Regions from separate parts of the Homo sapiens genome. Here region 2 is linked to region 1. The links are chromatin contacts, found by Hi-C or POLR2A ChIA-PET in ENCODE. All regions are on one chromosome and are shown on one strand. Each heading gives the region's core, a stretch centred on a gene start or an enhancer-like site at or near the end of the contact. The rest is flanking DNA. Distances are from core to core; before and after follow the strand shown. Region 1 holds the start of PPP1CC (protein phosphatase 1 catalytic subunit gamma). Region 2 holds the start of RPL6 (ribosomal protein L6).

Region 1 (7,860 bases), core at 3,467-5,966:
AAACCCCAGTGAAGTGGGGAAGCTGGAGATTTCAGACAAATCACCAAGATCCACAAACACATCATCTGTTCTTGATGCTTTGGATACAGAGGTATGATCTTAAAATATCAAACTCTATCCTGGAATTCCATAAGCTCCATGGAAATGAAATCCTTCCTTCTTGGTCTTGAATGACTTTCCAGTTCTTTATCTACAAAGCGACTGACACCCAGAATATTATCTCCTTCATATTTTAATCTCTCAGGTCAACTAATGGCCTCAATTGTAAATTAAGTTAAATGGTGAAGTCCACATAACATCAATAATTTCCCTGCTTCACCATCAGGAATCCTCACCTAGTCAAGTGGGCTGACTGGTACTGTGATTCTGCACAACAGGTTACAGGTTGTAATAGGACTGTGCTTTCAAAGACATCAAATCACCTCACTAATTTCTACAGCTGACCACTGCTGGGCTACAACTGCATGTCCATTTGCCCAGTTATGAGGAGGAACACCCTAGGCTCAGAATGCAGAGCGCTCCTGTGTGTCACATCCCCCGCAAGCACAACGTCACACACAATTCTGTCAGATTTCACTGCTGCCTCCTGCTACTGACAGGCAAGAGGGCACTGCGGGCACAAGGAGAGTAATCCTTTTTCAATGCTGTGGTTTAAAAAAGGACTCCTGCAAGCTGCAGATCATCTGTCTCCAACAGAGCTTTCCCACCTTGCCTAGGAGGAGAGGAAGTGGGCATATGACCAACATACTGATGGGAAAGGAAGGGCAAGGGCTCACATCAGAGTTCTTATCAATGAGGGAATTAGAAACTGACAACTTGGATGTGAGTGTAAAAATTACCTGCTCTGTAAACAAATAATTACAGGCTGGGCACGGTGGCTCATGCCTGTAATCCCAGCACTTTGGGAGTCTGAGGCGGGCAGACCACTTGAGGTCACGAGTTCAAAACCAGCCTGGCCTCATCTCTACTAAAAATACAAAAACTTGGCCGAGCGTGGTGGTGCATGCCTGTTAATCCCAGCTACTCAGGGGGCTGAGACACCAAAATCGCTTGAACCCGGGAGGCAGAGGTTGCAGTGAGCCAGGATCCCACCACTGCACTCCAGCCTGGGTGACAGAGTGAGACTCTGTCTCCAAAATAAAATAAAAAAATAAATAATTACAGGTGTTCATTAGGAAAGATTACTTTTGTTTTTTTTTTTGGTTAGCATATTAAGAAACCTTCCCCTTTTTAAACCATTATGTTTGTCCTTTATTATCTTTAGGACCAGGGATGGCTAAACACCAGAATATGAACGTTTTATACTGCATCAAAAAGATGAACATATGGGTTATTTAAACAATCTTAGAGTTTCAGAATATCTGAACACTCCCTACCTTCAGAACAACCCTTATGTATCAGAGGATTAAATCTGTAAGCACTTTCTGTGAGCCAGGGCAGAGATCATATTTAAATCACTAAAACAAGTCAGGCAATTCTGCAGAGCCTGACATGGTCTTGCACTTTGACAATGGCCTTCTTCAAAGCAAAGATGCTTCTTGCAAACCAAGATGTGAAGTAAGTTACAACCACCTGCTATGCAAAAAAAATGCTAGCCACCATGGCTCCTTGAAGGAGGTCATTTACAAAGTAAAACTGCCCCAAATCTCACTTGTCTTCAATACATCAGACCAAATCAACAGCTGGCTTATTTTCTCTCAAAATGCCGTTTTACTGTGTAGTTATTTAAATAACTAACATCAGTTATACTAAGGAGTTAACAACCTTAAGTTTTATCATCAGCAAGGCAGAGCTTGGATAAAAGCATCCATGGTGGGTTGCAGAGGTGATGCCTCGCTTACAGAAATACTCAGAGTTCAGAGAAGAAAAGAACTGCAAAGGTTAGTGACTAAGATCTAAACCAACATGCTGTTTTTCTTAAGACTTCACTTTTCAGTTAGCTTTTTAGTACTATTACTCAGCTACTTCTCAACTAGGTTATACTGCTCGCAAGCTTAAAAGATCAATTCTAAACACGTAAAAAAATCTGGCCAAAGTCACAAGTCATATTCCCTCTACTTTCAGATATACTTACATCTTATTTAGGGAAAAAAAAGGTTTTGGGGGCATTATGAAAAGAATAAAATTTAGGCCGGGCACGGTGGCTCATGACTATAACCCCAGCACCTGGGGAGGACGAGGTGCGAGGACTGCTTGAAACCAGGAGTTTGAGAACAGCCTGGGCAACACAGTGAGACTCTCATTTCTATTTTAAATTATTAAATTTAATTTTTTTAAATAAAAAATTGTAAAACAGAATTTATTACCAACATCATTTAACTTAGATATCTACATATCCTCAATGGATCATCTTCAACTGTTTCTCTGCCAATTTAACACCCACGAGAAAAAAAGAAATTTAAGTATACTTTGCAGTTAGCCTATTCCCAAGGCATTAAAATGCACTGCTTTATTAATTTCAGCAAAAAATGAAATATAAGAAAACCTGGTTTTCAAGTGCCACATAACAAGAGGAACTATTAAGAAACAATGATCTCATTTTAGATGTATCATTACTTACCAGGCAAAGTACTTATTACAATTTTAAAGATCAAAATTAACAAAAGCTGTTTATGAATAGAGGCAGTTATGGGCAAACCAGAACTTAAATTAGCAAGCCTTAGATGATCTTAAAATTCTAATGTTTCTAATCCATGCAAATTCCAACTTTTCCTGTTTCCTCAGAGAAATAAAGCCACACATATCCCTGCAGAGATAAGCAGAATTTTAAAATTTAGAAAGAAAATATTTAACAAAAAGTTCCTTTCTTACAGCAAACTATTTTAATCAGTTTCTGACCAACTGCTGCCTCGAATAAATTAAAGAACTATATTAACTAGTATGAAAAAGTATGGTTCTTATATAAATACCTGGCATTAAAAGAATGACAAGGTTTTCACCTACAATACAAGGTTTTCACCTGCAATAACATTTCAAGAGCATTTCAGGGGTCCTTAATGACATTTAGTGTTTTTTTTGTTGTTTTTTTTTTAAAGACAGCATAAAAGGAAAGAATGCACAGATTAAGAAAAGGACGAGATATTTTCAGGAGCTTCATTTTAATAACTTACTTTAAAAGATCTGTAAATTCTAACACCAGAGCTGTCCAACTGTTCATGCCCTCGACTCCACCACTCACAGCATTTATAGTCCAACAATATTTTAGGACTGTATAAAGGCAAAAAGCAGTTGAAACTGCCAAGTTCCCATTATGAAGTGTCCAAGTTAGGGGATATGACTGAATTCTTACAAAGTCTTGGATAAGATGTTAGCATCCGTTGACATGCCCTTGAATCTGAAAGCAGCTCATTTCAGCTTCCGTCTTTAAAAGCTGAACCTCGCCCCTCTCCCACATCAACATGAATCAATTGCCAGGCACCTCACAAGTCTTAGATGAGCCGAAATTTAAAGCTTTCTATTAACCTTTACTTAACCACTGGCCACCTTCCTTCCTACATAAGGTGACAGTGTTGTCTGTAGAGGGTTCTAGCTCCCGGCTATGTGGATTTGAAATCCAACTGTCACTAACTGTGTGACCTTGGTTAAGTGACTTCATCTCAGTTTCTTCTGTAAAATAACAAAAACAAAAAAAATTGCAAATATCTTGCAATGGGTGGGAGAATTAAATGAAATCTGTCTTAAGTGCTCAAAGAATGCCTGACACACAGTAAGCGCTTTAGAAGCGTCAGTTATGATTACAGTAATAATTCATGGACGCAAAGTGCTTAAGACAGAGCCTGGCACATTGGAAAGATAATGATAGCGTCAGCCTCGTTGGCTTCCTCTTCAGATGCACGCTCAGGAAAAGAGCGCGGAGACCTCTCCAAGATTAGAACAACTTAAAAGGATTTGGAGGGCAGGCGAAGACAGGTTCTCACACCTCTTGAGACATGAACGCTTGTTACCAAGTAACAAGAAATGGGCCCCCCAAGACCCCAGAACCACGAAAAATAAAAATAAAAGCAAGCAGGAAAAGAGCCCCCAAACCCGGCGGAACTCATGCCCTCATCAAACTGCCTTCCGAGAGGACGAGCACCGAAAAGTCCATCTCGCACAGCACGGCACACGTCGTCCAGGAGGCTGGACTGGGATCCCCAACCATCGCTCCAAAGACCCGTCCAGTGCGCGGGGGCAAACGGGTAGGGGCGGGAAACGTGGGGGTGGGGAGCGGAGTTTTCAAATTCCACGGCCGGGAGGAAGCCTGCATCCTCGTGCAATGAATGAGCGGAGCCTGGAGGGTCCGCAGCTGGCGACAAGTTGGGAATCCCGGGCTGGCCTCCCTCCGGCTGCAGTCCCCGGCCCGTGGGCCAACTCGAGGAGCTCACTCCCCACGGTGCTGCAAGCCCAACCGGCCTCCCAACTCCCCTCCCTCGAGCCCCCGGGGCCGCCTGCCGCCCTCAGGCCCGCCTCCCCCTTCAGCCGCCCGCCGCCCCCCTTACCTTCCAGCAGCCGTTGGATAATGCTGTCGATGTTGAGTTTATCTAAATCCGCCATCGCCTTCCCACCGCCGACCCTCCCGCAGCGGCGCCGCCGCCGGCTCGCGCCCGGGACTCACACCTCCTTTCCCACGCCACGAGCAGAGGCGGTGGTGGCGGCGGTGGCAGCAGCCGCGGCGGGTCCCCCCCCTGCCACCCCGCTCCCTACTTCCTCCTTCTCTCCCCACTGGAACCACGAGAAGAACAAAATGGCCGCCGACTCCTTAGACAGCCTCGGGCGGCGCACGGATGCGCGCGGGGAGTGCAGCGGCCCGGCCGGGACTTCTTTATGGGCCATAGGGGGCGCGGGAGGGGGCGGGGCCCGGGCGCTGGAGGGGGCGGGGCCCGGGCGCTGGGCGGGGCGCAGATGGCTGAGCGCAACCGCGTCCCCGCATGGGATCCTTCCGCCAAACGGGCCGAGTAAATAGGCCCGCCCCCAATGCCGGGCCCGAGCGAGAGTTGCAAAGTTGCACGCGGGAGTTGGGGCTGGGGGAGGAAATGCAGCTGTGCACACCGCCGGTTGCGGCCATCGCCGGATCTTGTGCATTGAGTCTAGATGTTTGCAGACCTGGACAGGTGGGAGCTCACCGAGGGATTTCGGGGGTCCTGGAACTTACCCTTTAAGATAAATCTGGGGTGAGGATGGAAAAGAATAATAAAGAAAAGAAGGTTGACTTATTTTGGATTCAGATATACTGGAACTTGGGACAAGAGAAAGGTTTATTTGGTAACTAAAAAGAAAAAACCCTCTTTCAGATAAGTCAAAATGTAACAGTTAACTCATTGTGAGTGGTGGGTATATGGGTATTTGTATATATATTTTTTGTGCACTTCTGTAACTTTAGGGGTAAAAAATCCATACTCAAAGAAAATTTTATCATTTCTGTCCCTTGGATTTATCTTCCCTGAACTCGGAAAGTTATGTAATCATCGGGACGGTTATCCCGATTCTAGCCAGGGCAAAGTTGAACGAGCGCGTGCAGCAGTTAAAAGGGGAATTTGCAGATTTCACGCGTGCAGGCCGGGGGCGGGAAGAGAAGATGCAAGCTGCGCGGGCGGTCCTGGGTTCTGCAGACACCCGAAGAAACTTTGGCCCATTCCTCTCTGGCTTCCCAGCCTCCCCGAGGGCACTCCTATCCAAGGGGCCCCCAAACTGTGCCACCTCCAGGGGCTGCGCGTCGACTTTGGCTGGGTTTGGAAGTACAGCCCACACTCAGCAAACAGATCGGCTCTCTTTCCTGACCTTTCCATGTACGTTGCTTCCTGCAGCGCTTTACATTTTGCAAAGCCCCCTCTCTCCGAGAAATTCATTTTGTTTCCCAAGGCGTGCAGGATGCACGAATCCCCATCTCAGTATGCCACGAGGTAATTGCACCACCCAGGCATCCTCTTCCAAAGCAATGTCCTCAGGGTGCGGGCTCCATGTCCCCTTACTTGGGCCCCCTCGCTACTGGTGCAGGGCCCTTGAGTTTCAGAACTCAGCCTATCGATCCACTTTCCTCAGGCACTAACTCACTTTCCCCTGCTACAGCTCTGTCCACCAGAAGTCACATAAGTGCCATTTGTCAGGCCAAGGCAATGAGCCCAGTTGGTGACATTCGGAGTTGGTGCCCAGCGCTGCTGTGAACATCTGGCTATGGAGGTCAGGGGGGGCTCTTGCTGGAGTCCACAGGACTTTGGGCTACTCCAGGGCAGGGTGCATCATCGGAATGGCATTTAGGGTAGAAATATGAAAGACAGCAATTCATTCAGCAGACAAATATTTATGGAGTACCCACTCTGTGCCAGGCATTGTTCTAGACAGGGAAGCAGGGGTGATCAAGACAGACAAGGCTTTTTTCTATGGAGAGTCATTTAGTCAGTCAGATGGTAAGCAAAGATGCAAATAAAAATATCAGCTTCTGATAAGTGCAGTGGAGAAAAATAAACAAGAAAAAAAATGCTACTGTGTTCATTTCTTAGTATGTGCCAAAAAATGATCTCATTGAATCCCCAAGATAATCCTAGGAATTATGTCCTATTCCTATCATCCCCATTTACAGATGAAGAAAGTGAGGCACAGAGAGGCTAGGGTGGTTGCTGAAGGTCACACAGCCAGGAAGTTACAGAGTCAGGGCTGGAACTCAGGACAGCCTGAAACCACAGCCCTCGTTCATATTCAGTAAAACCCGGCAGTGAACCCCCAGCAGTGTTCACATCCCTGGCACATACTGGGCACATATCAATTTGGAACCCAGTGGAATGACTGAATTGTGTCTCTGCCCACAATACGAGTGCCATAATTTTCCTCATGCAAAATGGCAGGTGTGTTAACCTCTTGCAACATCATCAGGGCTGGAGGAGGACTTCAGACTGAGCTGGGACATGGGGAGAGCCTCTGTCCCCAGGTTGTTTTCTGCTGGGCAACTCCCCTCCAGAGTTCAGTTCTGCTGGCACATGCCTAAGTGATTAGCTGGCTCTGAGCCTGAGCATGGCATAGCTCACCAGGGTGGGCCCTCACAGCTCCCAGGAACCAGCAAATAGCCGGTGGAGGAAAGCACTGATTCCCTATTCGCCTTTTTCTGCCATTATCAGCACCAGTGGCTTTCCAAAGATGAGTTGATATAAGCATCCTGTCAGAAAGGATACAGCCTAATAAATGGAATGTCCCTTCCCCTCTCTAGGCCTCAGTTTGCCTATCTGTCAAATGAGGAGAGTGGATTAAAGTGCACTTTTCAAACTGTCTTTCCTGGCTCTACAGAGCTTTCTTAGGGGCTGCTGAAGATGATGGGGAGCTGATGATTAGAAGAGAGTGGCTGTGGCCAAATATTGGAAACTCAATAGTGTCTCTGAGGATACTTAGGCTTTGAGGGGGGATCCCAGTGCCTAAAGGGACCTGGCTGATAATACGAAAGAATTCAGCCTCTGGGTAGGGACTGGAGCAAACTGAGCCCACGTTTCATCCAAGGGGGCGGCCACTTCTCAGCTCCAGTCCCCTGGGGCCACTTGTGGCCAGATCCTCTGAGTTTTTGGTAAAACTTGAACATATGGATTTTTATGTTAAATGTTCCAATTTTAAAAAGTCGGTCATGAACTCAAAATCTTCTAAAACAGTGTGAGGCAGACAAAGCATATCTGTGGGTTACATTTGGCCCTAGGCCAGCAATTTGGAACTCTGTTCTAGAAGGCTGGGGATGAACTTTATTCTCTCCGTCCTTCCAATTTAATGAGCATTAGGATTGTGGTGAGATGATTGGAAGAAGTGTTGGTGGCTGGGCGCAGTGGCTCACGCACTTTCGGAGGCCGAGGTGGGTGGATCATTTGAGGCCAGGAGTTCGAGACCAGCCTGGACAATATAGTGAAACAC
Region 2 (7,860 bases), core at 1,525-4,024, 1.7 Mb after region 1:
GGGTTTTTTGCCGTGGCTCAACAGCTTTCGAGGCACATCTTCAGTAGGATAATATCTAGGCTGTGGAGAGTCCATAGATCCAACTTATTTAAATAAGCCATTCAGATTACTAGAAGCAAGCTATGTCAGCCAAACTTTTGCTACAGCCTTTTTATTTTAAAGTATAATACTGTATTTATATGATTCCATTTTCATTTCTGCTAAGTAGACTTGGAAAAGGTCAATTATGCTTCTGCATCCTGTGTGCAAAAAAGGAGACACCATTTAATGAATGAGATGTGTGCTCAAGCAAAGAAAGCATCAAGCAAGTCACCTTTGCAATCTTGAGCAAAAACTAAACCTCAGAGATTACACGTGTGACATGCCACATTTTGCAGATTAGGGATACATGGCTTGTTTTCCAATTCAAGTAAAGTGTGTCCATATCCTAGCCACTTCATCTGATCCTCACAGCAACAAGTCTTACTCCCACTTCATCCACAAAGGAAAACAAATTGCATAAAGCCAGACACTAGGACTGGCAGATCATTTATTGCAGAAGTTAGACACCATGCAAGGGCCATTAAAGACATGACTACAAATAACTCACAATAACCTATTTCCAACTATACCATATCATTAGTGCAGTCTCACTTTCACCACAAACATGATCACCTAATGGGAAAACGAGTTCACAAAACAACTGTCATCTTCCCTCTCATGCAGTAATCTTCAACTGTGAAACTGTATGGTGTTAACTTATTTGGGAATGTTCCCATAATGAAAATTACAGAGCAAATCCTGAGATTACATTGGGTCTTGTGTGTGGTAAAGGGGGCCAAGAAACACTGCTCTAGTGGGAAATGTTCTATAGAACAGGCTATGTATTATTTCATTTAATCTCCATAAAAACTCTTTGAGGTAAACCCTCATTCCCATCTTATCTTTTTTTGAGATGAAGCCTCCCTCTGTCGCCCAGGCTGGAGTGCAGTAGTGCAATCTCTGCCTCCCGGGTTCAAGCGATTCTTCTGCCTCAGCCTCCAGAGCAGCTGGGACTACAGGCACGCAACCAGCTAATTTGTATATTTTTACTAGAGATGTGGTTTCACCATGTTGGCCAGGCTGGTCTTGAACTCCTGACCTCAGGTGATCTGCTCGCCTCAGCCTCCCAAAGTGCTGGGATTACAGGCATTAGCCACCACACTCAGCCTCATTCCCATATTATATGCAAAGGAACAAAGCACAGACGAGTAATTTAAATTACTTAAGATTAACAGTAAATGTTGAAGCCAAGTTACAAACCCAGAGCCCTTTATTTTCTATCAGAAATTCTCCGGTATGCAGAAACTTACAGTATCTAAGTATTCAAAAACATCTTCACAGTATTCAAGCATAAACAGAAAATCCAATTTACAGTCCCCACATCTTACCATTTTGCGAAGTTTAACCACCCGGGTACCGCCGTTCTTGTCACCACCAACTGGTTTTGTAACAGTTGCGAGAACCTTCTCCTTCTTTTTCTTTTCAACCTACAAGGACACAAATGCATCAACAGTAAGAGAATGCCAATTAAGGTTAAGACATAATGGTCCGTGGTCCTCTTCCCTTACCTTGGATTTAGCGGCTGAGTACTTCCTCTTGTACATGGCCTTTCTGGAATACATGGCAGATCGGGAATACCTGCCAATTCCTCTGACAAGGACAGGGTTGCGGCTGCAATGGGGCTTCCCCTTCTTGGGCTTTTTAGCTTTGAGGTTACCCTTTTTCACCTTGCCACCAGCATCAACCTTCTTGGCTTCGGGTTTCTTCTCTTTAGTATCTGGCTTCTCAACTTTTTCACCCGCCATCTAAAAATATTTTTTTGTAGATAAAAAAAGGCATTTCACCAGTCATCTCTCTAACAAGACAATAATGAACCTGTACATGAATGGGCTGGGCTCCCCAGACTACAATCCCTCCCCCGGTAAGATACAGGCCTTCCTCTCAAACTCTACCCATTCTACTCCAACCTTCACTATGACTCATTTGGGGTTTGTCTCCCCAATACACTATAAACTTTTTTTTTGAGAATTTGAAACTACCTCACACCTATTAGGTTTTTTGCCAAATACTGAGCGGTCAGAAGTCCGTACAACCATTATTTTTTATTACTGTTTTGCGAATTAGAAAACTTAGATGCAGAATGTGTCCACAGGTTAGAAGCACCAAGACCAGAACTTGAAATCCCTTACTTTCAGTACCTTTCGTCTTAACCCTTAAGACCAGTGTCTCTTTTCAAGAAACTCGATTTAGGAATTGCGGACACAAACGGAATCAGCCCAAATTGAGCCAGAGAAAAAGATCGCAAAGACCAAGAGGCGACTTCCGGTCGGGGACGCTGGGAGACGCGAAACCTTTTGGCTTCAGTGCGGAACCCCAACGTGGCTGCGACAGGCTCAGTGTCATCCTCTGGAACCCAGGACCAGGAACACAGTGCACGCGCCGTCTCCCCGCTTCCTCTAACACCCACCAGTCTGCTACGGGTCCCCGAAAGGGCCTCGTTCCCCCAGCCCAAGAGAGTGGCGAAGAACCGGAGGGAGCCACTACGGCATTCTACCTCACCCTCTTTGTGCCCTGCCGCAAACCCAAACAACAAAAATGAAGCGTCTGGAAGGCCTCTCAGTTAGCCTTGGACATGTCCGACCCCTGTAGGTGTCGACTGGATGCCCTCCAGGTTCGGATGGCGAAGGATTGGGAGTCCTGAACTCAAGTCTTGCAGACAGGCCCGCGATTCTTACCTTGCAAGATGGGAAAGAGAATTAAGGTCCCGGCTTCCGGTCTATAAGCAATCATGGGAAGTGCGAGTCTCACTTCCTTCCGGATCTGGGGCATCATGGGGAATGTAGTATTTCCCCGTTAAGAAAAAAGTAGTAAATCCTAGGCCGGGTGCGGTGGCTCACGCCTGTAATCCCAGCCCTTTGGGAGGCCGAGGCAGGAGGATCCTCTGAGGTTGGCAGTTCGAGACCAGCCTGGCCAACATGGTGAAATCCCGTCTCTACTAAAAATACAAAAGGTAGCCGGGCGTGGGTGGTGCGTGTCTGTAATGACAGCCAGTCGAGGCGCGGAGGCAGGAGAATCACTTGAATCTGGAGGTGGAGATTGCAGTGAGCCAAGATCGCGACACTGCGCTCTAGGCAACAGAGCAAGATTCTCAAAAAAGAAAAAAAAAAAAAAAAGGGCCGGACACGGTGGCTCACGCCTGTAATCCCAGCACTCCAAAGATCGTGCCACTGCGTGCCACCGCACTCCAGCCTGGGAAATAGAGCCAGACTCAGTCTCAAAACAATAACAACAACAAAAAAAAGAAAAAAAGAAAAAAAATTAGCCGAGTGTGGTTGTTAGTGCCTGTAGTCCCAGCTATTCGGGAGGCTAAGGCGGGAGGATCACTTGAGTCTTGGAGGTCTGGGCTGCAGTGCAGTGAACTCTAATCTTGTCACTTGAGATTAGGTCAGTGGTCCCCTCTTCCCTTACCTTGGATTTAGCGGCTGACTACTTCCTCTTGTACATGGCCTTTCTCATTCCCGTCCTCCGGCCTGGCCTACAGAATGAGACTCTGTCTTAAAAAAAGTAAAAAAAAATTAAAGTGAGGATAACAATAGTAACTTACTTCATAAGGATGTTGGGAACATTAAATAATATATACAACAGTACTGAGAAGCATATTTGATTATTTGATGGATGGTAAATGCTACATAAGTGTTAGCTCTTTTTTTTTTTTTTTTTTTTTTTTTTTTTTTTTTTTTGAGATGGAGTCTCGCTCTGTCACCCAGGCTGGAGTGTGGTGGCACGATCTTGGCTCACGGCAACCTCTGCCTCCTGGGTTCAAGTGATTCTCCTGCCTCAGCCTCCCAAGTAGCAGGGATTACAGGCGCACACCACCATGCCCAGCTAATTTTTTGTATTTTTAGTAGAGACAGAGTTTCACCATGATGGCCAAGCTGGTTTTGAACTCCTGACCTCAAGTAATCCACCCGCCTCAGCCTCCCAAAGTGCTAGGATTACAGGCGTGAGCCACCGCACCTGGCGAACTGTTAGCTCTTGTTATTGTCACCATCACCACTACAATCATCTGATCATCAACATCCTAGTTGTTGTCAAGTATTCTGCTAAAGTTTATGCATGGGAGATAATAGGCAATATTGCATACAATGTGCCTTGCTTTATTTCATTTAATTCTCCCAACAACCTGTGAATGATACTATTATGAGGAAACTGAGTCTCAAGGACATTAAGTAACTTGCTCACAGCATAGATCTGATTCCAAAGATTGCACTCTTAACCATTAGGCTGCAAGATTAAAGAGATGATTAATGAAGATGCATGAGAGTTTTGCTCATGTTAGAATTAAAAATAAGAATATTTATTATCTTTTACAAAATACACAACACAGTATATGTGATAGTTCTTTACTGCTTCAAAGCCCTTAAGCCAACATGTACACATTTGTAATACCTTCTAGCTTGCGTTTTCCATTTTCCTCCATTCGTTTCTTTCTGGTTGCTAGAGCTTTTCACCTTGATTTTTTCAGATCGAAACCACCTGCTTCATGGCTGTGTCTCTGGGAATCATTTAGCCTTTTTCTGGTTCTGATTCACTGAGGATACAAATACAATGATCAGATGAACACTGCCCTTTTTTTTGAGAATGGGAATGTCAGCAGCTTTATTTGTTTAGCTTCCTCAGCAAAGCACCTCTTAGAAACTTCAACTGCAGAAAATGTACCACAATGAATGAATGAGATGCACAGTTGCTTACGTGGGCCCCTCAAAATTGCTGGCAATCTCAGATAATTTCACCTAGTGAACGCCCCAAAATATGTGTTGAATGACCTGTCATTAAAATAAAAACGTAGATGAACCCCCTCTTGTGTTTTGTTGCGGTATTGCAAAATTTACAATTCATTAGTTGGGCAAAATACCATGTTAGTTATAAAGTAAATGTTTTTATTAAGTTTAGTTTTGCCATATATAAAATTCTCTGAAATTTGTGCAGCACTTTAATCACAAAGCAGACATTTTTGCAGACACTTAATCTTTTTTTTTTTTTTCTGAGATGGAGTCTTGCTCTGTCGCCCAGGCTGGAGTGCAGTGCCGTGATCTTGGCTCACTGCAACCTCTGCCTCCTGGGTTCAAGCCATTCTCCTGCCTCAGCCTCTTGAGTAGCTGGGATTACAGGTGCCCGCTACCACACCTGGCTAATTTTTTTTTTTGAAACAGAGTCTTGCTCTTTTGCCCAGGCTGGAGCGCGGTGGCATGATCTCGGCTCACTGCAACCTTCGCCTCCCGGGTTCACGCCATTCTCCTGCCTCAGCCTCCCGAGTAGCTGGGACTACAGGCGCCCGCCACCATGCCTGACTAATTTTTTGTATTTTTAGTAGAGGTGGGGTTTCACTGTGTTAGCCAGGATGGTCTCGATCTCCTGACCTCGTGATCTGCCCGCCTCGACCTCCCAAAGTGCTGGGATTACAGGCCTGAGCCACCTTGCCCGGCCAATTTTTTGTGTTTTTATTGGAGACAGGATTTCACCATGTTGGCCAGGCTGGTTTTGAACTCCTGACCTCAGGTGATCTGCTCACCTCGGCCTCCCAAAGTGCTGGGATTACAGGCGTGAGCCACCTCGCCCAGCCTAATTTTTTTTTTTTTTTGGAGACAGAGTCTCGCTCTGTCGCCCAGGCTGGAATGCAAGGTGAGATCATGGCTCACTGCAGCCTTGACCTCCTGGGTTCAAGCAATCCTCCCACCTCAGCCCCCTGAGTAGCTGGGAGTACAGTGCACACCACCATACCTGGCTAATTTTTTTACATTTTTTGTAGAGACAGGGTCTCACAATGTTGCCTCAGCTGTATTTTTTGTTTGTTTGTTAGGCAGTAAATCTTTTAAAGCCTGGCCAACATGGTGAAACCCCATCTCTGCTAAAAATACAAAAATTAGCCAGGCATGGTGGTGCATGCCTGTAATTCCAGCTACTTGGGAGGCTGAGGCACGAGAATCACTTGAACCCGGGAGGCAGAGGTTGCAGTGAGCCGAGATTGTGCCACTGCACTCCAGCCTGGGCCACACAGTGAGACTCTGTCTCAAATAAATAAATAAATAAATAAATAAATAAATAAATAGAAAAATATCTTTATATGTGTTATGTATGTGTGTGAGCCTGTGTATGGGATGAGTTTGTGTGTTTGTATATGTATAAAGTGTGGAAAGACATACACCAAACCATTAACACTGCTGGGGATTGGGATATGGAGTACGTATGCATCAAGGAACAGAGAAAATTACTGTTTGTTATTTAGTTTGTTGCAAGGAACTTGTATTGCTTTTGTAATTGAGAAAGAAATTCAAATAAAGTAATGGCTATTATCTGAATTAATCTCTAAATGAATATATCTTTTTAAAATTAAGATGGAGTTGGCCGGGTGCGGTGGCTCACGCCTGTAATCCCAGCACTTTGGGAAGCCAAGGCAGGTGGATCACGAAGTCAGGAGATCGAGACCATCCTGGCTAACACGGCGAAACCCCGTCTCTACTAAAAAATACAAAAAAATTAGCCGGGCATGGTGGCGGGTGCCTGTAGTCCCAGCTACTCGGGAGGCTGAGGCAGGAGAATGGTGTGAACCCGGAAGGCAGAGTTTGCAGTGAGCCGAGATTGTGCCACTGCACTCCAGCCTGGGCGACAGAGTGAAGACTCCATCTTAAAAAGTAAATAAATAATAATAATAAAATAATTCAGATTGAGGTTTTTTTGTTTTGTTTTGTTTTGTTTTGTTTTTGCTATGTTGCCCAGGCTGCCAGTCTGGTCTCAAACTCCTGTCTCAAGAGATCCTCCTGTTAGCTACCATGCCCGGCCATATAAATGAATATGCCAGGCACTACTCCAGGCATATAAAGATGGGAAGACCGGCCGGACATGGTAGCTCATGCCTGTAATCCTAGCACTTTGGGAGGCGGAGGCAGGATGATTGTTTGAGCCCAGGGGTTTTAGACCAATCTGGGTAACATGGCAAAACCCTGTCTGTATTAAAAAAAAAAAAAAAGGAAGACAATGACTTTGTCTTAAAAGGAGATCATAATCTAAAGAAAGACACAGAACAACAATGACAGAACCCACAATGATGTTGAAATGTGTTAGGTGCTGATAGAAGCATGAAGAGGCAGCCCCAGGAGCATAGGAAAGGAGTCTCTCTTTTATTCTCAAAAAGTGAAAGAATGTTTTCTGGAGGAGCTGCTTAAGTTGGAGTTTAACCTTGCATGACTGTTTTCCAGGTGGAGAAGGGTTTGAAGAGTATTCCAGGCAGTAGGAACTAAATTTTGGAAGACAGGGATGCAAGAAACAGCTAGAAGCCTTTAGAAACTGCTAGATTATGTGAGGGTGTTGGCACAGGCCATATCTAGAACGGACTGATGTGCTAAGGGAAGGAGTTCAACTTAATGCTAGAGGGTTTGAACCTCCTTCATACAACAGGGGAGGGGAGTGACGTGATTAGATTTGTATTTTTAAAAGATTATTCATTCTAGCTGCAGAGTGTGCAGAATATAGGAAACACTAGGAAGGTAGTAGTTCCTGCACTCAAAGAGCTAATAGTTTACTTTGGAAAAGAGACAAATGATAGCCAGCTTTTATCAAGTGCTGACTTTGCCAGACACTGTTCTGAGTATTTCACAAACCTATCCTATGGTAGGATTTTGATTCCTACTTTGCAGAGAAGGAAACAGACACAGAGGAGTCAAATGACTTGCTTATAGACACCCAGGCAGCTAGATCAAGAACTTAATTGGCAGCCAGGCGCCGTGGCTCACGCCTGTAATTCCAGCACTTTGGGAGGCCGAGTCGGGTGGATCACGAGGT

What was found. A loop is a pair of places that touch in the nucleus more often than their neighbours do. ChIA-PET counts read pairs that join two places held with the same protein, here RNA polymerase II (POLR2A). Pooled maps may share reads with other maps.
Region 2: a map of CD8-positive, alpha-beta T cell shows a loop between it and region 1 (8-fold over the local background). The contact joins the promoter of RPL6 here to the promoter of PPP1CC in region 1. A Hi-C loop is called at or near these places in 1 of 168 maps with a recorded cell type or tissue (CD8-positive, alpha-beta T cell) and 6 of 50 pooled maps. POLR2A ChIA-PET finds 5 or more read pairs at or near these places in 1 of 52 experiments (BJ).

What each region holds. Positions count from the first base shown.
Region 1 is chr12:110,738,175-110,746,034 of GRCh38, forward strand. PPP1CC (protein phosphatase 1 catalytic subunit gamma) reads right to left here and starts at 4,717. Exons shown (of 7, transcript NM_002710.4): 1 at 4,479-4,717. The coding sequence starts at 4,533. RefSeq lists enhancers at 4,442-4,950, 5,712-6,296 and silencers at 4,588-4,647, 4,808-4,947.
Region 2 is chr12:112,406,831-112,414,690 of GRCh38, forward strand. RPL6 (ribosomal protein L6) reads right to left here and starts at 2,775. Exons shown (of 7, transcript NM_000970.6): 1 at 2,757-2,775; 2 at 1,590-1,826; 3 at 1,410-1,508; 4 at 1-60. The coding sequence starts at 1,826. RefSeq lists an enhancer at 2,406-2,585.